Regions from separate parts of the Homo sapiens genome. Here regions 1 and 2 are each linked to region 3. A link is a contact called in ENCODE Hi-C or POLR2A ChIA-PET data. All regions are on one chromosome and are shown on one strand. The core of a region is the stretch at or near the end of the contact, and the rest is flanking DNA. Distances in the headings are between cores, read along the strand shown. Region 1 overlaps LOC105370547 (a long non-coding RNA gene). Region 2 overlaps RAD51B (RAD51 paralog B). Region 3 has its middle 190 kb from the start of RAD51B-AS1.

Region 1 (2,913 bases), core at 313-2,812, 240 kb before region 3:
AGCATTCCATATTTTTTAAAATGAAAAAGTAATAAAACAAAACAAAACAAAGCTTTCAAAACTTAACATTTCTGTGGCGTCTTCCCTGAGTTAATGTAAACAGCCATGGCGATGGGTGCTGCCTGATGGTGAAGCTCCCCTGGACTTGGGTGGCCTTAGCAACCGTTCTGCAGGTATCTCTGGGACATTCTTTTTTTTTTCTTTTTTTTTTTGAGTTGGAGTCTCGCTCAGTTGCCCAGGATGGAGTGCAGTGGTGTGATCTCAGCTCACTGGAACCTCTGCCTCCCGGGTTCAAGTGATTCTCCTGCTTCAGCCTCCAGAGTAGCTAGGACTACAGGCATGCGCCACCATACCCAGCTAGTTTTTGTATTTTTAGTAGAGACAGGATTTCACCATGTTGGCCAGGCTGATCTCGAACTCCTGACCTCAAGTGATCTGCCTGCCTTGGCCTCCCAAAGTGCTGGGATTACAGGCGTGAGCCACCATACCTGGCCATCTCTGGGACATCCTTGAGCATCCCATATCTGTCTGCTGTTGTTTGGGCCTGTCATTCTGTGCTCAGTAGATATGGCAATGTGTCATCCAATAATTGATTCCTTACCAACTTTTTGGTTTTTTTCTGAGATGGACTTTTGCTCCGTCACCCAGACTGGAGTGCAGTGGTGTGATCACAGCACATTGCAGCCTCAACCTCCCAGGCTCAAGCGGTCCTCCTGTCTTAGCCACCCTAGTAGCTGGGACTAGAAACACACACTACCAAATCTGAGGACAAAAAAAATATTTTTGTAAATGCGGGGTGTCACTGTGTTGCCCAGGCTAGCCTTGAACAACTGGGCTCAAGCAGTCCTCTCGTCTCAGGCTCCTGAGGTGTTGGGATTATAGGCATGAGCCACCGAGCCCGGCCCCTTACCAACTTTAAGTTCTTCAGTTATCTCTTGGTCTTTTCCTCTGCAGATAAGTAATCTTAATTCCCATAATTAATTTTATAACCCAATCAACACAACTTCTTTTGAAATCACTGCATCCATCTCTCCTAATTTTTTAGAGTCTCCATTTTATAATGAGTGGCTAAGCCCTGAGTACCTAGAGACTGATGAAAAGATTGCATGGTTTATCTCTGCCTCTCTGCTTAGATTCCTGTTTAATAATCATTAAATCTCTCACGTGTCACTTCTATTTACAGTATACGGAGCACCACCATGTCTCTTATCTCAGGCCATCAGCCCTTCTTAGTGATCTTATTATTTCCACTGATTCAGGTTAAGCTTGGCCTACTGTGGGCTTTATTTAGATCATCTTTATTATACCTGTGGGTAGATTTTGCAAGCAGGCCCTAGCACAGGTTCACTTGTGGGTTTCCTTTTAAAAGGTCAGTGTGAAACAGGAAATGTGACTAAGAAAATCTTCTTCCTCCATGAAGCCTCACTTCATTAACTGGAAGAAAAGCTCCTATCCTGTCTCCCCCCAAACTTGCTCATGGCCCAGACACATTTCAAAACAGCACATATTTCCCAAAACACTGACACGTGCATTCTAAGGCTCGTGTGTGCGGTGAGTGGTTCTTTGTCAAGTTCGTTCTGTGAAGGGGCCCTGTCGTCACACCGATCACTGTTCTTCAGATATCTGAGGATGTGCAGGGGCCTGAGGGACCTGGAAACCTGGTGGCTGAGCAATGAGGAGAGTGGAACCCATGGTTGGAACAGTTGGCCATCCTCATGCGGATAGGGGCAGAGCCAGAATGGGAATCAAGGTCTCCTGACTCCCCGGCCACATTAACCCAAGTAAACCCCATGTCTACCTCCTTAGCTTCCGGAGTCCCCTGCATCTTCCTCCTTGTGGGACACAAGCCAGGTACAGTTGCAGGGTGGACATGTGGTTTCCAAACAGGATGCTGGGCAAATTAATCTGGGATTCCTGATTGGGGTTCTTTAGGAGGCAGTAGTGGCTACCCTTTAGATCATCTGGTTTGTGACCTTGTTTCAGTTTTCTCATCTATAAAATAGAAAAATAATAGTACTTATGATGAGGTAAAAATAAATGAATACACATAAAACACTTAGAACAGTCTTGCTGTGTGATCACTCCATAGCATTAGTGATTATTATTCTGGTGGGTTGGTTAGCTTTCCTCCATTCTATTCAGTTCAATGGGGGTTTGGCATCAACCACAGGCTTTGCCGGGGCTGTGAAAATGGCCACATTGAGGCTCCACCTTAACCCTGGCCAGCCTCCCAACAGCCAGCCATTTGTCTTAAGAAGAGCTGAAAGAAATAATCTAATGGCGCAATGCAAAGTCAACACTGATGGGGCTGAGGGGTGTCTTTTCGGACAAGACGTGCAGTGGGGAGCCCACCTGTGAGTTGGCCTGTTTCACGGCTGCGTGCGGTGCCCACTCCTCACAGACTCTGAGTGAGTGGCAAGGTGGGCCCGGAGTCAATTCTGGCTTGGCAATGGATACTGTTACTGAGGGCATGGGTTGAGGCACAGGAGCTTGGGGCTCCAGATGCTTGGAGTAAATGTGAAAAGGGAGTGTGGGATGATGTGAGTGGGAGCTGTGGATGGGTTCAAGCGTGCTGAGTCCTGGCTTGACTCACCCTTCCAGCTTCTGCTGTAACTGTCAGTGCCTTTGTCTGCATGCTGGGAAATCCCTGAGTGCTGGGTTAAACCCCAACCCTAAAAGGCACGTAGACACTTCTCCTGAGCTTTGAGTTGCTTCATTCTGCCCAGCAGCTTCCTGAAAATGTAGTCTTGCCACACCAGAGGAAGGATAGACCCATAGCTGTGGGGGACCCTGTGTCAGCAGGATTTACTACCGGGTGAGCTGGGGCTGCAACAGCACGTGTGAGCAACTTAACAGGGCTGATGGTTTTTCAACAAATTTTTAAAAATTAAAAAAAATTTTAAATTTTTGTCG
Region 2 (2,756 bases), core at 53-2,552, 220 kb after region 3:
AGCCAGTACTACCTCGGAGGGCTTTGAGGGCCCAAGACCCCATCCCTGTGCCATCCACCACTGCTCATAAATCTACACAGTCCTTTCTTCCCTACCCTCTTTCTGATGAACTAAGTCTTAAATATGTCTTACAGATGACTTTTGCTACAGAGCTGTGTATTTTTGAGGGAAGGCCCCTGCTGACATACCAATTGCACTAAAGCAGTTGCTCTGAAGTGGTGGGGACGGGTTTTGAATCTAGTTCTTCTCACTCCAGTTCCATACTAATTCCCCTACACATTCTTTTCCTTCCTCTTCTGAAATAGAAAACCTGGCTCAACATGTGACTGACAGACTCCCCTGTAGATACTGGAAGCATAGTTGAAATAAAAGCTGAATATCTCAGAAAACAAAATTACTCAAGTAATTAATTATTAAAATTAAAAATGTTATGAAAATACTTATTAAATACAAATCGTGGTTAAAACAAAGATAAGACTGATATTTTTCTGTTTAAAAAAAAAGTAAAATGAGTACGCAAATGAGCTAAAATGAAATGTAGCAAGTAATCCATGAAAAGAGGATGGATGGGAAGCTAGGAGATGGGAAGGTATGACTTCTCAATGGGAGACTCAGGGGAGGAGTCATTTGATCTGGGCCTTGAAGGAAGGGCCCAATTTGGACATTGAGAGTTATGTGGAAGGTCATTCTAAATGGCAGAAGAGGCCCCTATATTATGATAATTTGGATCTGCAGAGTATTTCAGAGGAGGAACTCTGGAATACTGGAAGTCATTAACAAGGTGACCAATCTGTCTCTTTCTATAATAACAGCACAGGTATTTATACCAGGGATTCATCTGTCTCAAAAAAGGAGCTCTTTGAAAAGCATGAAAACAGGCTCCCAGCTGGGAGACACTGGAGAGGACTTCCTTCTCCTGTTCACCTGCATCTCATGTCTGCATGATCCAACTTTACAGGAAGTAGAAGCAAGATGTCTACATAATCTCCTCCTACCACTGAACTTGGTTCCTACAGGACAGGTTCTTGCAGTAAGGACAAAAAAATAGAAATAACATGTCAGCTGAGAATTCAAGGGTGTGTGTGTGTGTGTGTGTGTGTGTGTGTGTGTGTGTGTGTGTGTGGAGAGCTAGTTTCAAACTGTATTTAGAAGCTAAATTCTGCTACAACACATCAAAGAATATCAGGCCCCATTACAGAGGAAAGGAAAAGCCCTAATTTGCATGCAACAGGGTTTAGGAAAAATTTTTATGAAAGACTTCTCTAAGGGGGTAAAAACTAAAACAAAACAGCAACCAAAAAGTCCTCAAATGACTGTGTGACTGTGTGTCATCCATGCGTATCCTGATAGCTTCTCGCCAATTCCCTCGCAGGCAGGAGAGACCCCACTGGACTTCAAAATTTTCCTACCCTAGAGAAAGGAGGCATTATAAACCAAAGCAGAGTCCCCTTATTTGTTCCACTACTTTTTTTTTTTAAGTCCACTTTTTCTGCCAGTTACTTTTCAACATGACTGACAAGAATGCTTTCCACTTTTCCATTATGTTTTCAAAGCCAACAGCAAAGCTCAACTAGAGGTTCAAATAAAAATTTTAATCAATACAACTATAAGAATGTTACTTTCATATAAATTTAGTCAGTTCTCAGGTAGCACATGAGGGTCACAGAGAAACTCCCTGACTCTAACACAGACTTGGAAATGAGGAAAATAAGATGGCCTTCTGGAGTTAAACTGCATAATAATCAGCACTCACTGGCACAGGACAGAACTGCAGAATGAAAGGACAGAATATATGTCTCATTAAACAATGGATCTAGGCAATGATCATCAATGGGTGCTAAAACCAGTAGGTGAAAAGTTGACAGAAATCTTGGTCATGGGAAGAAGATCAGGCTGCCACTATCCCGAACCACTGATCAACTTAATCACCATTAAAGGTGATATAGTCAGACATTATTGCCTTGTGACATGATAAAATAGGAAGTACTAGCACCACCTATAGAGTGTTTTTGCCTAAAAAGAAAAAACAAAACAAAACCCTCTAAACCCTAATCTAATCAAACCTTAGCAGCAACCACCAGTTTATGGGAAATATAAGATCTAGCAGAACAAGTTAAAAGGACGTGGTGAAGAAGCCATCAGCCAAATCTAGAATATAGGGCATTTGATATCCAATTTCTCCAAATAATTAATGTCACAAATAAAAGGAGAGTAAGGAAGTAATTATTTCTGACATAATTATTAATTATTTGTGACATTATTTGTGACATTTATTATTTTATTCTGGGAAGTACTCCAGAATAAAAGAAAGTAAAAGGATATAACAACCAAATGCAATTTATGGACCTTATTTAGGTCCTTATTTAAACTAATCAACTGTAAAAGGATATCTTTGAGACAATCAGGGAAATCTGATTTTGGGCTGGGTATTGGATGATATTAATGAATTGTTAATTTTGTTAGGTGTAGTAAAGGCAAGGCATTATGGTTTCATATGCCCTTATCGATTTAAAGATAGGAGATGTGGGTAGAGAAATGTGTGTTCCAGAGATAAATTTTAAAATGCAAACAAGAAAGGAAGGAAGAAAGTAAATGTAATCATGGTACATTTTGTAGCTCTGCCATGAATGCTTACATTGTCACAGTAATGTAAATATTAACTGAATATTATGATATAATCATACCGGAAAAAAGAAGGGGAAGAGTGAAATGGAAGGAGAGAATGGTGTAAGTACCCTATGGTCATCGTCCATAGA
Region 3 (3,198 bases), core at 53-2,552:
AGATGCCCTGTGTTAACTAGGGCAGAAAGTTGTAGTCTGTTGATGGAACTGTCATTTACTCATGCACCTGAACCCTTGAAGTCATTCATGAGGGTGGAAATCAGCTTCTTCCAAGCTCCTGTTAATGTTGATATTTTGACCTCCTCCTATGAATCACGAATGTTCTTAATGGAATTCATTCATTCACTGCATATGGTCCTGCCATGCGCCAGAAGGCAATAGGCCAGGCCACTGGATGGAGAAGACCCCATCCCTGCCTTGCTGCATAAGCAGCTCAGTGAAAAAGCCAGGCAGACATACCAGGAACATCACAGCCATACGGCAAGTGCTCAGACAGAGGTATCAGGCCATGGGAGCACCAAGGAGTCACTGCATCTGGGCCCTGTCAGAGGTGGGGACAGTGGACCCCAGTGTTAAAGGAAGATGGTGACAGGAGACCAGCATTACAGGCAAGTAAGCACAGCATCCACATTGGCCCAGAGGCATGGACACAGGTGGCATATCTGGGGAACACTGCTGCAGAGAGGAGAGGAGGGAATATGGCTACAAGAGGAGAGGAGGCTGCCGGGGCAAGTTGGGGCCAGGCTGGAAAGGGTCTTACATTTGACCCATTTTTTCCGGTGACTTTTTCCTTTTTATAGGAACAACAGCCAAATATTTGTCATAAATCATTTTCCTTCATCCTGTCAGTAGCCCCCTTTTACCGATGAATACACTGAGGTTCAAAAAGGTTAAGTAATTCCAAAGAGGGATGGACACATCACCGTTTGTGCATGTTTGACACACTGTTTGTCAATGACTGAGTGGTTACTGCTGGGGGAAGGCAGGATGGAAGGATGGGACCAAAAGGACAAAGGCGGCTTTAATTGCATCAGTAACATTTCATTTCTTAAGCTGGGTTTCGGTACATGGATGCTCTTTGTGCCTTTTTGTGTGAAATTTTCATAATGACTCTTAAAGCCACTGGACTTGCGTGTTAGGGCAGCATCTTTGCTTGAAAGGAGGCAGTGTCTGAGGCTGAGGGTCCCTTGAGAACACAGGGGCAGCCCTTAATATCCAAATGCTTGATGGGTTTTTCACTGTGGTTAAGAGGTAAGTCACTATTTATTCCACCTAGTCAAGGCCTCAGAGCTGACACTTCTACAGAAAAAGCAGGACAGACAGGTTTGATTCTCCTGGTTCCCTTGAGCAGGAACTGAATGTTTCCCATCTAGGGGCATATGAGCAGAGAGGAAGGGGTCTGAGCCCCACAGTGTGTCGTCAGTTACCACTTCTACGCGCTTGGCAGCCCGTGCTTCGAGTTCCTTTTCAACTGCGTTTCCCTTCAAGTTAACACTGCTTCCTCCGCTAGAGCATCCTGCCCCTCCAGCCTAGCCCTGAGAAGGAGACCCAGCCCCCTGCCTTCCTGGCATGCAGAACTTAAAACAAGAGCTCTCTGCCATCGGACATCCTTACCATTTCCAGCTATTGAGTATAATCAGGTGTGCCAGGATCTGATTTCAAAGCCAAAAGCAAAGGGGCTCGGAGGAATCCTCTCTCGGTTGCGCCAGTGGAAGACAAAGGGGTCTGAACAAACAGGATGCACTGAGAGCTGTAGAGAGCACTCCCCAGCAAGTGGGGTGGGCAGGATGCAGGGTTGGAATAGTTGACCTGTAAGCCTGGGTGTTGGCATGTGAGGCAGTCATGCCCAGGAGAAGCAAGGCAGGGCATGAACAGATGCTGATTCATCTGACAGCCTCTCTGGATGGTTCCTGGTAGACAGTCATGCTCTTCCAGGGCCCAGGGAGTTATATAATCTCTGCCTGAATAGAAGATCCCGACTCTGGCCGTTCACCTTGCAGAGAATGCTGACATTTCTAGAAATCAGAGAAAACCCACTATGCCTTGTAGGGCAGATGAGCAGTACTCAGGAATCTACAAGCGAGTCAGAACTGATGCGCTGTGGAGCTGGAGAAGACCCACTGGTTGCACCCCAATGTCTGGGTCCTGATGGATCCATTTTTTTCTGTCCCTGTTTCTATCTCTTATCACATACTCTGCTTGCTGGGCTTGGGAACCTACATCTAGTAAACTTTCCCGATCATTAACTGGATAAAGAGTTAAAAGTCATTCCAGAGAACACGACCCTTCTTGGGAGGCTATAGTCCGAGGGAAAATTTCAGTATTTCCTTTCTCTTTCTCACTGCCCTCATTTTTATATGGCAGGAATTGGAGATGAAAACAAATGTAACAAACCCGACTTGAAGGCAAACAAAGATCATCAAAGGCAACAAGAATAGGAAGCAGCTTACAGTGGAAAGAAAGTGCCCATCTAGACTGACGCCTCACTGATGGTGAAACTTAGTGGTGCTGCCCCAGTTCACCGTCTTTCAGAGATAGCCTTGTTGGTGTTTTCAACCGGGGGTGCTTGGAGTATTGCCCACAGACACCTCTGACTGTTAGAGTGCCTCGGGGAATGCTCCTGGCATTTTCTGGATGAGGCTGCAAGTACAAATGTCCTCCAGTACACAGGATAGTCACAAAACCGAAGAACTACCCCCACCCTTTTTCTAATAGAGCAGTACTGGTGAAATTGGTCATTTTTTTTTTTTTTTTTTTGAGACGGAATCTCACTCTGTCGCCCAGGCTGGAGTGCAATGGCGTGACCTCAGCTCACTACAACCTCTGCCTCCCAGGTTCAAGGGATTCTCCTGCCTCAGTCTCCTGAGTAGCTGGGATTACAGGCATGTGCCACCATGCCCAGATAATTTTTTTTTGTATTTTTAGTAGAGACAGGGTTTCACCATGTTGGCCAGGCTGGTCTCAAACTCCTGACCTCAACTGATCCGCCTCCCTCGGCCTCCCATAGTGCTGGGATTACAGGCATGAGCCACTGCGTCCAGCCAGAATTGGTCATTTCTGACACTCAGCTGAACCTCGAGCTCCTCCAACCTGGAGCCTTTGAACATGAAACCTATAGAGAGAGTCTCTGAAAAGAATCCAATTCTAAAGGCCACTGTTGGTTCTAGATGAAATAAAAAGCACACAGAAAATGAAAACCCGCCTGACATCTATAGTTCATCAATTGCCTTTAGAGGCAACTCTTATACAAACTCCAAAATTCCCAAGAGAAATTCTAACCTGGCATAAAGCATTGGGAGATTTATGGATATGCTTTCTCCCAGGGCTAGAGTTCTGGGAACCGGAGACTCAGAGGCT

The links. Hi-C counts contacts between places; a loop is a spot of excess contacts on that map. ChIA-PET counts read pairs that join two places held with the same protein, here RNA polymerase II (POLR2A). Pooled maps may share reads with other maps.
Region 1: a loop to region 3 is called in a pooled map, with 1.9 times the contacts of the local background. The contact joins two enhancer-like sites. A Hi-C loop is called at or near these places in 2 of 168 maps with a recorded cell type or tissue (GM12878 and endothelial cell of umbilical vein) and 6 of 50 pooled maps. POLR2A ChIA-PET finds 5 or more read pairs at or near these places in 4 of 52 experiments (CD8-positive, alpha-beta memory T cell, activated B cell, activated T-cell and 1 more).
Region 2: a loop to region 3 is called in a pooled map, with 2.4 times the contacts of the local background. The contact joins two enhancer-like sites. A Hi-C loop is called at or near these places in 10 of 168 maps with a recorded cell type or tissue (B cell, CD4-positive, alpha-beta T cell, CD4-positive, alpha-beta memory T cell and 5 more), 16 of 37 single-sample maps with no recorded cell type and 16 of 50 pooled maps. POLR2A ChIA-PET finds 5 or more read pairs at or near these places in 11 of 52 experiments (B cell, CD4-positive, alpha-beta T cell, CD4-positive, alpha-beta memory T cell and 8 more).

What each region holds. Positions count from the first base shown.
Region 1 is chr14:68,733,025-68,735,937 of GRCh38, reverse strand. LOC105370547 (a long non-coding RNA gene) reads right to left here. Exons shown (of 4, transcript XR_007064227.1): 3 at 1,799-1,992. It also overlaps the pseudogene RNU6-921P. Among named protein-coding and RNA genes, the nearest start is that of RAD51B-AS1, 49 kb to the right of the region's middle. Within about 2 kb of position 1,562, at least 11 of the 41 ENCODE cell types and tissues checked have a DNase peak (open chromatin) inside an H3K27ac peak, as active enhancers do.
Region 2 is chr14:68,274,162-68,276,917 of GRCh38, reverse strand. All of the region lies in intron 7 of RAD51B (RAD51 paralog B), which reads right to left. Among named protein-coding and RNA genes, the nearest start is that of RAD51B-AS1, 410 kb to the left of the region's middle. RefSeq lists an enhancer at 1,277-1,326. Within about 2 kb of position 1,302, at least 4 of the 41 ENCODE cell types and tissues checked have a DNase peak (open chromatin) inside an H3K27ac peak, as active enhancers do; they include B cell and GM12878, where a contact is called at or near this core.
Region 3 is chr14:68,493,680-68,496,877 of GRCh38, reverse strand. It overlaps a transcript of RAD51B not described here. Among named protein-coding and RNA genes, the nearest start is that of RAD51B-AS1, 190 kb to the left of the region's middle. Within about 2 kb of position 1,302, at least 4 of the 41 ENCODE cell types and tissues checked have a DNase peak (open chromatin) inside an H3K27ac peak, as active enhancers do; they include B cell and GM12878, where a contact is called at or near this core.